Regions from separate parts of the Homo sapiens genome. Here regions 1 and 2 are each linked to region 3. A link is a contact called in ENCODE Hi-C or POLR2A ChIA-PET data. All regions are on one chromosome and are shown on one strand. The core of a region is the stretch at or near the end of the contact, and the rest is flanking DNA. Distances in the headings are between cores, read along the strand shown. Region 1 has its middle 13 kb from the start of PTGES3. Region 2 holds the start of GLI1 (GLI family zinc finger 1). Region 3 holds the start of NEMP1 (nuclear envelope integral membrane protein 1).

Region 1 (3,263 bases), core at 46-2,545, 380 kb before region 3:
TTCAAAGGCCTCTGACAGAAGTTTTTGACATAGTTGACCAGCCATTCCTTTTTCTTAAAAAGGCTGTCTTCTGTTTCTTTGTTATTTATTTTTTGAGACAGGGTCTCACTCTGTCACCCAGGATGGAGTGCAGTGGTGCCATCTTGGCTCACTGCAACCTCCACCTCATGGGTTCAAGCGATTCTCCTGCCTGAACCTCCCAAGTAGCTGTGAGTACAGGTGCGCACCGCCACACCTGGCTAATTTTTGTATTTTTAGTAGAGACAGGGTTTCATCATCTTGGCCAAGTTGGTCTCGAACTCCTGGCCTAAGGTGATCCACCTGCCTCGGCCTCCCAAAGTGCTGGGATTACAGAGGTGAGCCACGGCACCCGGCCTTATTTATTTTATCTTTTTGAGACAGGGTTTCACTCTGTCACCTGGGCTGGAGTGCAGTGGCACGATTTCTGCTCACCATAGCCTTGACCTCTGGGCTTGAGTGATCCTCCCGCCCCAGCCTCCCAAGTAGGTGGGACTACAGGCGGGCGCCATCACACCTGGCTAATTTTTTTTTTGAAAAGGAGTTTCGCTCTTGTTGCCCAGGCTGGAGTTCAATGGCCGATCTCGGCTCACTGCAACCTCCGCCTCCCGGGTTCAAGTGATTCTCCTGCCTCAGCCTCCGGAGTAGCTGGGATTACAGGGGCGCACCACCACGCTTGGTAAATCAAGGTCAAAAATTATTCTTTTTTTTTTTTTTTTTTTTGAGATGGAGTCTCGCTGTATTGCCCAGGCTGGAGTGCAGTGGCGCCATCTTGGCTCACTGCAAGCTCCGCCTCCCGGGTTCACGCCATTCTCCTGCCTCAGCCTCCTGAGTAGCTGGGACTACAGGCACCTGCCACCACGCCCGGCTAATTTTTTGTATTTTTAGTAGAGACGGGGTTTCACTGTGTTAGCCAGGATGGTCTGGATCTCCTGACCTCGTGATCCGCCTGCCTCGGCCTCCCAAAGTGCTGGGATTACAGGCGTGAGCCACTGCCCCCCGCCTTTTGTTTTTTTTTTTTTTTTTGAGAGGGAGTTTTGCTTTGTCGCCCAGGCGGGTGTGCAATGACGCGATCTCGGCTTGCTGCAACCTCTGCCTCCCGGCTTCAAGCGATTCTCTTGCCTCAGCCTTCAGAGTAGCTGAGATTACAGGTGCCTGACACCAGGCTCGGCTAATTTTTGTTTTTTTAGTAGAGACAAGGATTCACCATATTGGCCAGGCTGGTCTCAAGCTCCTGACCTCAAGTGATCCGCCCGCCTCAGCCTCCAAAAGTGCTGCTATTACAGGCATGAGCCACCGCGCCGGCCCCAAGTGACTCTCATGGGCTGGAGACACAGGCTATTATGAATTGCTAACCACAGTCTCTTAGTCTCCCTTTTAAATAACAAAAGAGGAAATTTCTTCACTTCCTGACACAACTCTCCATCATACAGTTGGCCAAGAGCAGTTAGAAACTTTCATCCTTAATTTGTGTCCTTTGGGAGTTGCTGCTTTCTTAGAGTCATTAAATGCATGTAGGCAGTGTCTGCTTCATTAAGCCAGATTTATACCAAATGAAAAGGCAGAGAAAGATCTAATTTAATGAATATTTCTTTTTTTTTTTTTTGAGACGGAGTTTCACTCGTCACCCAAGCTGGAGTGTAATTCGTGGTCTCCGGTCACTGCAACCTCCGCCTCCTGGGTTCAAGCGATTCTCCAGCCTCAGCCTTCCAGCCTCAGCCTCCCAAGTAGCTGGGATTACAGGTGCCCGCCACCACACCCAGCTAATATTTGTATTTTTAGTAGAGACAGGGGTTTCACCATGTTGGGCAGGCTGGTCTCGAACCCCTGACCTCAGGTGATCCACCCTCCTTGGCATCCCAAAGTACTGGGATTGTAGGCATGAGCCATCGCACCGGGTCTTAATTAAGATTTCTAAGAACTAGATCAACAAATCAGTGGGACTGTAAAGGCAATTCTTGGGACACAGGTCAGGAAACTCTGTGCTTAATTCAGAAATCAAAAATCCAGCAATCTCACTTCTGGGTGTTAGAACTGTAGAAAATAAAATTTTAGACCGGGCACGGTGGCTCACGCCTGTCATCCCAGGCCGAGGCGGGTGGATCACGAGGTCAGGAGATCGAGACCATCCTGGCCAACATGGTGAAACCCCGTCTTTACTAAAAATACAAAAATTAGCCTGGTGTGGTGGCGTGCGCCTGTAGTCCCAGCTACTCCGGAGGCTGAGACAAGAGAATCACTTGAACCCGAGAGGCAGAGGTTGTGGTGAGCCGAGATTGGGCCATTGAACTCCAGGCTTGGCAACAAGAGCGAAACTCTGTCTAAATAAATAAATAAATAAATAAAAATATAAAATTTTAAGCCCCCCAACTGACTGAATGGATCCCCATTTGGCCAAGAGGACCCCCAAACTCCTGAAAAAGTAGTTCAGGCAATGTGGGGAATGGGAGGCATTGAATATGCCTCATTATACTCTCTTCCCTTTGGAGTTCTGGCACAACTGACCAGCATTAACATTAAAACAGAGATCTTGGCTGGGCACTATGGCTCATGCTTGTAATCCCAGCACTTTGGGAGGCCGAGTCAGGTGGATCACCTGAGGTCAGGAGTTCGAGACCAGCCTGGCCAACATGATGAAACCCCGTCTCTACTAAAAATACAAAAAAATACAAAAAAATAAAATAAAAATTAGCTGGGTGTGGTAGTGCATGTCTGTAATCCCAGCTACTTGGGAGGCTGAGACAGAAGAATCGCTTGAATCTGGGAGGCGGAGGTTGCAGTGAACAGAGATCACACTACCGCACGCCAGCCTGGGCAACAAGAGCGAAACTCCGTCTCAGAAAAACAGAAACAACAACAACAAAAAGAGTTCGAGACTAGCCTGGCCAACATAGCAAAACCCCGTCTCTACTAAAAATACAAATGTTAGCGGGCTGTGGTGGCGTGTGTCTGTAATCCCAGCTACTCAGGAGGCTGAGGCAGGAGAATTGCTTGAACCAGGGAGATGGAGGTTGCAGTGAGTCAAGATCCTGCCACTGCACTCCAGCCCAAGGGACAGAGTGAGAGTCTGTCTCAAAAAAATAAAATAAATAAAATGAATAAAATAAAACAAGAGATTTTAAGACTGACAAACGAGGCGGGGTGCGGTGGCTCAAGCCTGTAATCCTAGCTCTTTGGGAGGTCAAGGCAGGCCGATCAGGGGTTTGAGACCAGCCTGGCCAACATGGTGAAACCCTGTCTCTACT
Region 2 (3,060 bases), core at 176-2,675, 380 kb after region 3:
CCTCCCAAAGTGCTGGGATTACAGGTCTGAGCCACTGTGCCTAACCTAATGACTTTTAAGAGTATAGAGGAAACCAAAAAGTTTGAGACTCACTGGTCTATAGAACTGGGTGGGGAGAAGAAAGTAAGGTGTTCTAAGAGAGCTCTTCTTGCTGGGCACCGGTGGTCCCAGCTACTTAGGAGGCTAAGGCCGGAAGACCGCTTAAACCCAGGAGTTCGAGGCTATGATCACACTTGTGAATAGCCTCTGCACTCCAGCCTGGGCAAATAGTGAGGCCCCGTCCCAAATAAAAATAAATAAATACATAAATACATAAATAGCTCCTCTGGAAGAAGGGGCTCGAGGCTGGGACAGGAGCATGTGTGGGGTGCCTTTTTTTCAGTGCCCATTAGTCTGGTCTGACTGAGCTGGGTCTCTGACCCTCTGGGGATAACTAGCCTGGGTCAAAGTCCCAGATCTCCCCCTACCTTCACCTTTTCTTTTCCCCCTTGACCCTCAGACTGAACAGTTAACCCACTGACCTTCCACACCCAAGGGGGTGGTTCTTGGAAGCAGAGCTAGGATGTGGGAGGTCTGCCTGTGGGGTTGAAAAAAAGGGGAGAGGGTGCCCTTTTTCCTTGTCATGCTTCCTCCTCTTTCTCATAAAAATCAGAGACTGAAATGCTGCCCCTCCCTTATATCCGGTCACGATGGCAATGCAAATCTAAAGAGGCAGGGCACTTCCCTGTCAGGCAGTACCGCTGGGCATAGCAACCTCTGCCTCTCCGTTTCTCAGAGCTCACATATCCACCTCCTGGGCTTTTAAGTGGGCTTTAGTGAGGGGCTCCTCCTTCAACTGGGCTCCTCCTTCAGTTCCCCAGCTCTTCTGCTTCGACTCCGAGCGGGTGTCATGTGTGAGAACGGCCAGCAGAGGGAGCAGAAAGCCTGGAAGAGCAGCTAGAGCCTGCAGTGACGTGGTGCGGAGGGGCGGCACCCTCCAGAACTTCGAGACGTAGAGCCGGGGTTCTAGGGAAAGGGGCTTCAGTCCCAGGGCTCCTTGGTGACCTCGTGAACCACACCCTGCACCCAGAGCCTCAGCCGCTGCTCCTTGCTTTTATGCTCCATAGACTCCTCACCTTCTTCCAGAGCCCCCAACCCAACTTGATTTGCCCCAAACCGCAACTCTGTCCCGGCCGCTGCAAGTTCCATCCAAAGGGTGAGGCCTGCAGATAAACCACAGGATGGCAGAATGCTCAGTTAGCACCAACCAAAGGCGACTACCCTACCTCCACTATTATCGTTCTCGGTTGAACTTCTCCCCCTGCCCCGCAATATTTTCCTCAATCTGGTTGTCGGGGCCTCTTTGGGGCCAGCCGATCCAGAAATCCAAGCCGGGATTTAGTACTCACCAACAGCAGCGTGTTCAGCCGGGGCGGGGGGGGGGGCGTAAGCAGTATAGGGTCCCTCAAGGGAGGGGGAGGATCCTGGGGGTCCTGGGGGTGCAATAAGCCCGGCACCCCTTCTCTTGCTTCCAGCTACCCCGCCTCATCCTCCAGAACGGCAAGAGGGAGGGAAATAGAAGGGAGGTGAGGGGCGAGCGGGAAGAGCGGCGGCGCGCCAGCGGCTGGAGAGAGAAAAAGTTTTTGCAAAAGGGAAAAAAAAAGTTTGCGCTTCTCGCGGGTGGTCCGGGCTTGCGGCCCGGCGGGCTGGGCCGGCGGGAGGGCTGGGGGCCAGGTTGGGGGGGTGGGGGTGGCATCGAGGCTGCGCTGCCGTGGCCCTCTCCGCCCCCCCTCCCCACCGCACACCCCCCAGCCCAGACTCCAGCCCTGGACCGCGCATCCCGAGCCCAGCGCCCAGACAGAGGTGAGAAGGGGGGGCAGGCGGGGGACCACCTGGGAGCAGTGGGGGAGGGGGCCTGAGGGGATGCTCAGCTTCTTAGGGACTCATCCCAGACCCGGGACATAGAGGCAAAATAGGGGTGGGAGAGCCTGGGGTGAGACATTAGAAACTCCAGATTTTTCACTTGTGTCTTTCTCTGTATCTTCTTTTTCTTCCCTTTTTTTCTTCTGTCAGTCTGTGTATCTCTGTCTCAGGGAACCGTGGGTCTTTGTCTCCGCCTCTCCCATATATTAGAAATATCTTACTTTCATGCGGTTAAGTTTAAGAGGCTGGAGGGATGGCTAGCTGGAGGTCTGCGTTGTAGAGAGGTAACCCCAGGTGTGTGTCTGCGCGTGGGGTAGGAAGATGTCAGTGTTTCTGAAAGGTGGGGACTGCAAAGGAGGGAGCTCCAGGTGGGGTGGGGACGGGTGTGTGGGAGGCAACAGAGCCACTAGGGGCCAGCCAGGCTTGAACCTTTGACCTGTCTTGTGACAGATGTGCCAGTGGATGCTTGTGCTTTAGGGGAAAGGAGTGTCTTCTGGACTTGGAAGGGGGCTGGGGCGGGGGGGGGCTGTCCAAGGTCTAGTGAAGGCCCTAGAATGACCCCATGCAATTTGGACTCCTGAGTCCCAAGGGCTGTGGGCAAGGAGCTCAGGAGGAGCCGGGGAGACCTTGTCTTGACCCTCTGACCTCAGGACCACCGGGGCAGCGGGAGCCAGCCGCAGGGAGACCCCTACCGGGGCTGGGCGGGACCACTGGCCACTGCCAGCCTGTGTATCCCCGTTGGCACCCCGCCCAAACGGGAGCTGGGGATCGAGGCCCCTCCTCTGGCTCAGACCACCCTGCCTGCCCTTGCTCCCCGCTCTGAATCCTCTTTCAGGTCCCATGACCCCGAAACAATCAGCACTGGGCAGCTAGCTTTCGGGACAGGATTACGGAAAGGGGACCCCGTAGAGCCTGGGGACTGAGGGTTTTAGGGGTCTGGAGAGCTGGGGTCTTCTAGGATAGGTCTTTACGTTCCAGTAGAGGGAGAAGGCGGGCGGTTTCCCGGGGGATATGTAAGGGTCGGAATAAGTGTGGTTTTCCCTAGGGGGCGGGGTCCAGAGACCTCTCCCCCTCCACCATTATCTCCCTGGCATCCCCGCCCTTGACGTCACCAGGGGGTTCCCGGGGGTCTGGAGGGGTTAACCCTTGGGAAGCCGG
Region 3 (3,217 bases), core at 37-2,536:
ACAAACAAACAAAAAAACAAAAAAAGAATTTTAAATTACTTGGGAAAATTATTGTACTACAAAATCAAACGAGAAAACTATCTCTGGTAACGACTGGCAGCCTCCAGGGAAGAGAACTAGAGTACTAACTGGATACAAATTATCAATTCATAAAAAATTAAAAATATGTGGAAAAAGATCAGAAGAAAGTGTGCTAAAATAGATTGCTTCTGAATGGATTAACAGTGTGGTTTCTGCCTGCTTCTTTATACTTAATTGTACCTTGCCAAATCATCTAAAATAAACATGCATTATTTGGCCGGTCACGGTGGCTCACACCTGTAATCCCAGCACTTTGGGAGGGCCAAGGCGGATGGATCACGAGGTCAGGAGTTCGAGACCACCCTGGCCAACATAGTGAAACCCCATTTCTACTAAAAATACAAAAATTAGCCGGGCGCGGTGGCGGGTGCCTGTAATCCCAGCTACTCCGGAGGCTGAAGCAGGAGAATTGCTTGAACCCAGGAGGCGGAGGTTGCAGTGAGCGAGATCGCACCACTGCACTCCAGCCTGAGTGACAGAGCTAGACTCCATCTCGCGGGCCGGGGGCGGTAAGGAATCAAGGTTTTACAAGAGCAGAAGATAGTAGAGATCACTGCATTTCTGTCAACTACATCCGTTCTGCCACCCGTGCCCTGCGTCCTGACAGAGCATACGCTCAGATGGTGTTTGCTGATTTGCCGAATGAATGAGATGGTCCCTTTCCCGCGGCTGCTCTGCCTGCCCAGAATGGTCCCCAGGTTTTCTCGCTTTTAACCAAGAAACTCAAGGCTTCTGCAACGAGACACAGCCCCCAGGACTGCTTCTCAACCAGTCTAGGCCTCCCTTCCTGTCTCCGCCAAAAGGCTTCAGGCTCCTCCCCACTCTGGAAGCTGCCCCAGCCCGCTTCAGGGCCCAGACCCTCAGTCCCGACGCCCACTAGCCTGCCAAGTTTCTTCCACCACACTACGCCGGCGGCCCTCGGTAGAGCCACCGCCCTTCTGCAGAGTAACGGCCCGCGCCCTCGGGACAATCCCTTTTCCAAAAATAACCCCCTCGGCACCTGCCCCCTTGGCAGCTGCTGCCCGGGCGGTACCTGTGCCGTAGACCAAGCAGCCGGAGAGGATCAAGAGTAGCCGCACTGTCCCACCGCCCCCGACTCCCGAGCCCCAGGGCCCGGGACCAACTGCCGGCGAGACCGCCACTTTCATTCCTCCCGCCATGGTTGCCTCAAGCCACCTCCTCCTCACGTGCCTTACCCCAGCAACTAACTCCGAACGGGCAACGACAGCAGCCTATCCTCTACGAAACCCGCCCCTATCAACCAATGGGATGGGCAGGGCTTCGAGCACCCAGCCCTCCAAGGGCCCTATGAGTCCCGCCCCTTAGCAACTGAAGAGAGAGGGCGGGAAAAGCAGCTTTCAGCCTATTGGAAAATGGGTTCTCACCCTAGCAGTGGCGACAGGAAGATCCCACCCCGCTAACAACATGCTTCCGTCTTCAGTTTATTTACAACTGGTGTGATTGATGGTAAGTTTAACCAATAGAAAATCGGAATGGGAGAGGCCTCCTTGACCAAACTCGGTATTTCCATAGAAGCTGTCTGAAGTTCCTTCCGTTTTCTTTCGGTTACTTTTTATCACGACCTTTCTGTTATGAGACGCCTACAATTGAGATCGCTTTATGAGTAGGACCCTGATAGGACGATTTTTAAAGTCGACTGACAAAAGTGTGGTTCTCCAAAGTCCTAAAGGATTTAAAATAGAAGTCACAAAAAAGTGTGTGTCAATATTTTATAAGCATAAACATTAGCTTTTAAAAATGTATTCATAGGATTTTTATTTTTGGAAGTAAAATTAATGTTAGGATTAAGAAAGATTCATTTATTCCTCTTATCATCTTGTGAGACAAATATAATTCTCTCCATTTAAGAAGCCAAAGCCAAGACAGCCACAGGAACCTGCCCAAGATTTCATAGTTCATCTGGTCTGTGATCCCAACCTAAATCCTACTGACTCCAAAGCCGGAGTTATTTATATGGATTAGCTGCTTCCCATTCAATGATTTAACACAGGGCCCAGCAGAGATCCAGGTGTTCAGAAACTGTTAGTAGAAATTGAAACTTTTTTTTTAAGAGGATCTGATGGTGATGGGTAGGAAAACTACAGATGATAGAGCCAAATGAATTGAGGAATTCAAGGAAGGGGGCATCTCCTGGGGAAGGTTCAAGCTTTCAAAACAAGAATTTTTTTTTTTAATGTTTTTAGAGACAGGGTCATTCTCTGACACCCAAGCTGGAGTGCAACAGCACCATCACAGCTCAGTGTAACCTTGAATTCCTGGACTTAAACCATCTTCCCACCTCAGCTTCCTAGATAGGTTGGGCTACAGGGATGCACCACCATGCCCAGCTATTTGTTTGTTTCATTGTTGTTGTTGTTGTTGTTGTTGTTATTGAGACAAGGTCTCCTTCTGTAACCCTTCTGGAATGCAGTGGTGTAACCACAGCTCACTGCAGCCTCGAACTCCCAGGATCAAATGATCCTCCCACTTCAATCTCCCAAGTAGCTGGGACTACAGGCATGAGCCACTATGTCTGGCTTAATTTTTTTTAATTACTTTTTGTAGAGACAATATCTTGCTATGTTGCCCAGGCTGACCTCAAACTCCTGGCCTCAAGTGATTATCCCACCTTGGCCTCCCAAATTACTGAAATTACAGGAGTAAGCTACTGCACCTGGTCTAAAACAAGGACCTTTTTAAAAGTCAAAATGGGCCGGGCATGGTGGCTCAGGTCTGTAATCCTAACACTTTGGGAGTCCGAGGCGGGTGGATCAACTGAGGTCAGGAGTTCGAGACCAGCCTGGCCAACATGGCAAAACCCCGTCTCTACTAAAAATACAAAAATTAGCCAGGCATGGTGGTAGGTGGCTGTAAGCCCAGCTACTCAGGAGGCTGAGGCAGGAGAATCCCTTGAACCCAGGAGGCGGAGGCTGCAGTGAGCCAAGATCGCCCCATTGCACTCCAGACTGGGTGACAGAGCAAGACTCTGTCTCAAAAGAGAAAAAAAAAAAAAGTCAAAATGGGCTGGGCATGGTGGCTCATGCCTGTAATCCCAGCACTTTTGGGAGGTTGAGGTGGGAGGATCACTTGAGGCCAGAAGTTCGAGACCAGCCTGGCCAACACAGCAAAACCCTAT

The links. Hi-C counts contacts between places; a loop is a spot of excess contacts on that map. ChIA-PET counts read pairs that join two places held with the same protein, here RNA polymerase II (POLR2A). Pooled maps may share reads with other maps.
Region 1: a loop to region 3 is called in a pooled map, with 2.1 times the contacts of the local background. The contact joins the enhancer-like site here to the promoter of NEMP1 in region 3. A Hi-C loop is called at or near these places in 1 of 50 pooled maps. POLR2A ChIA-PET finds 5 or more read pairs at or near these places in 8 of 52 experiments (A673, B cell, GM10248 and 5 more).
Region 2: a loop to region 3 is called in a pooled map, with 4 times the contacts of the local background. The contact joins the promoter of GLI1 here to the promoter of NEMP1 in region 3. A Hi-C loop is called at or near these places in 1 of 168 maps with a recorded cell type or tissue (HCT116), 5 of 37 single-sample maps with no recorded cell type and 14 of 50 pooled maps. POLR2A ChIA-PET finds 5 or more read pairs at or near these places in 4 of 52 experiments (BJ, Panc1, WTC11 and 1 more).

The regions. Positions count from the first base shown.
Region 1 is chr12:56,699,541-56,702,803 of GRCh38, forward strand. No RefSeq gene overlaps it. Among named protein-coding and RNA genes, the nearest start is that of PTGES3, 13 kb to the left of the region's middle. RefSeq lists silencers at 1,215-1,369, 1,318-1,377. Within about 2 kb of position 1,296, at least 6 of the 41 ENCODE cell types and tissues checked have a DNase peak (open chromatin) inside an H3K27ac peak, as active enhancers do; they include A673, where a contact is called at or near this core.
Region 2 is chr12:57,458,360-57,461,419 of GRCh38, forward strand. It overlaps GLI1 (GLI family zinc finger 1), which reads left to right and starts at 1,426. Exons shown (of 12, transcript NM_005269.3): 1 at 1,426-1,842. LOC124902947 (a long non-coding RNA gene) reads right to left here. Exons shown (of 2, transcript XR_007063335.1): 2 at 1-1,202. RefSeq lists enhancers at 1,015-1,094, 1,105-1,154.
Region 3 is chr12:57,077,505-57,080,721 of GRCh38, forward strand. NEMP1 (nuclear envelope integral membrane protein 1) reads right to left here and starts at 1,287. Exons shown (of 9, transcript NM_001130963.2): 1 at 1,115-1,287. The coding sequence starts at 1,241. RefSeq lists enhancers at 842-1,091, 1,212-1,261.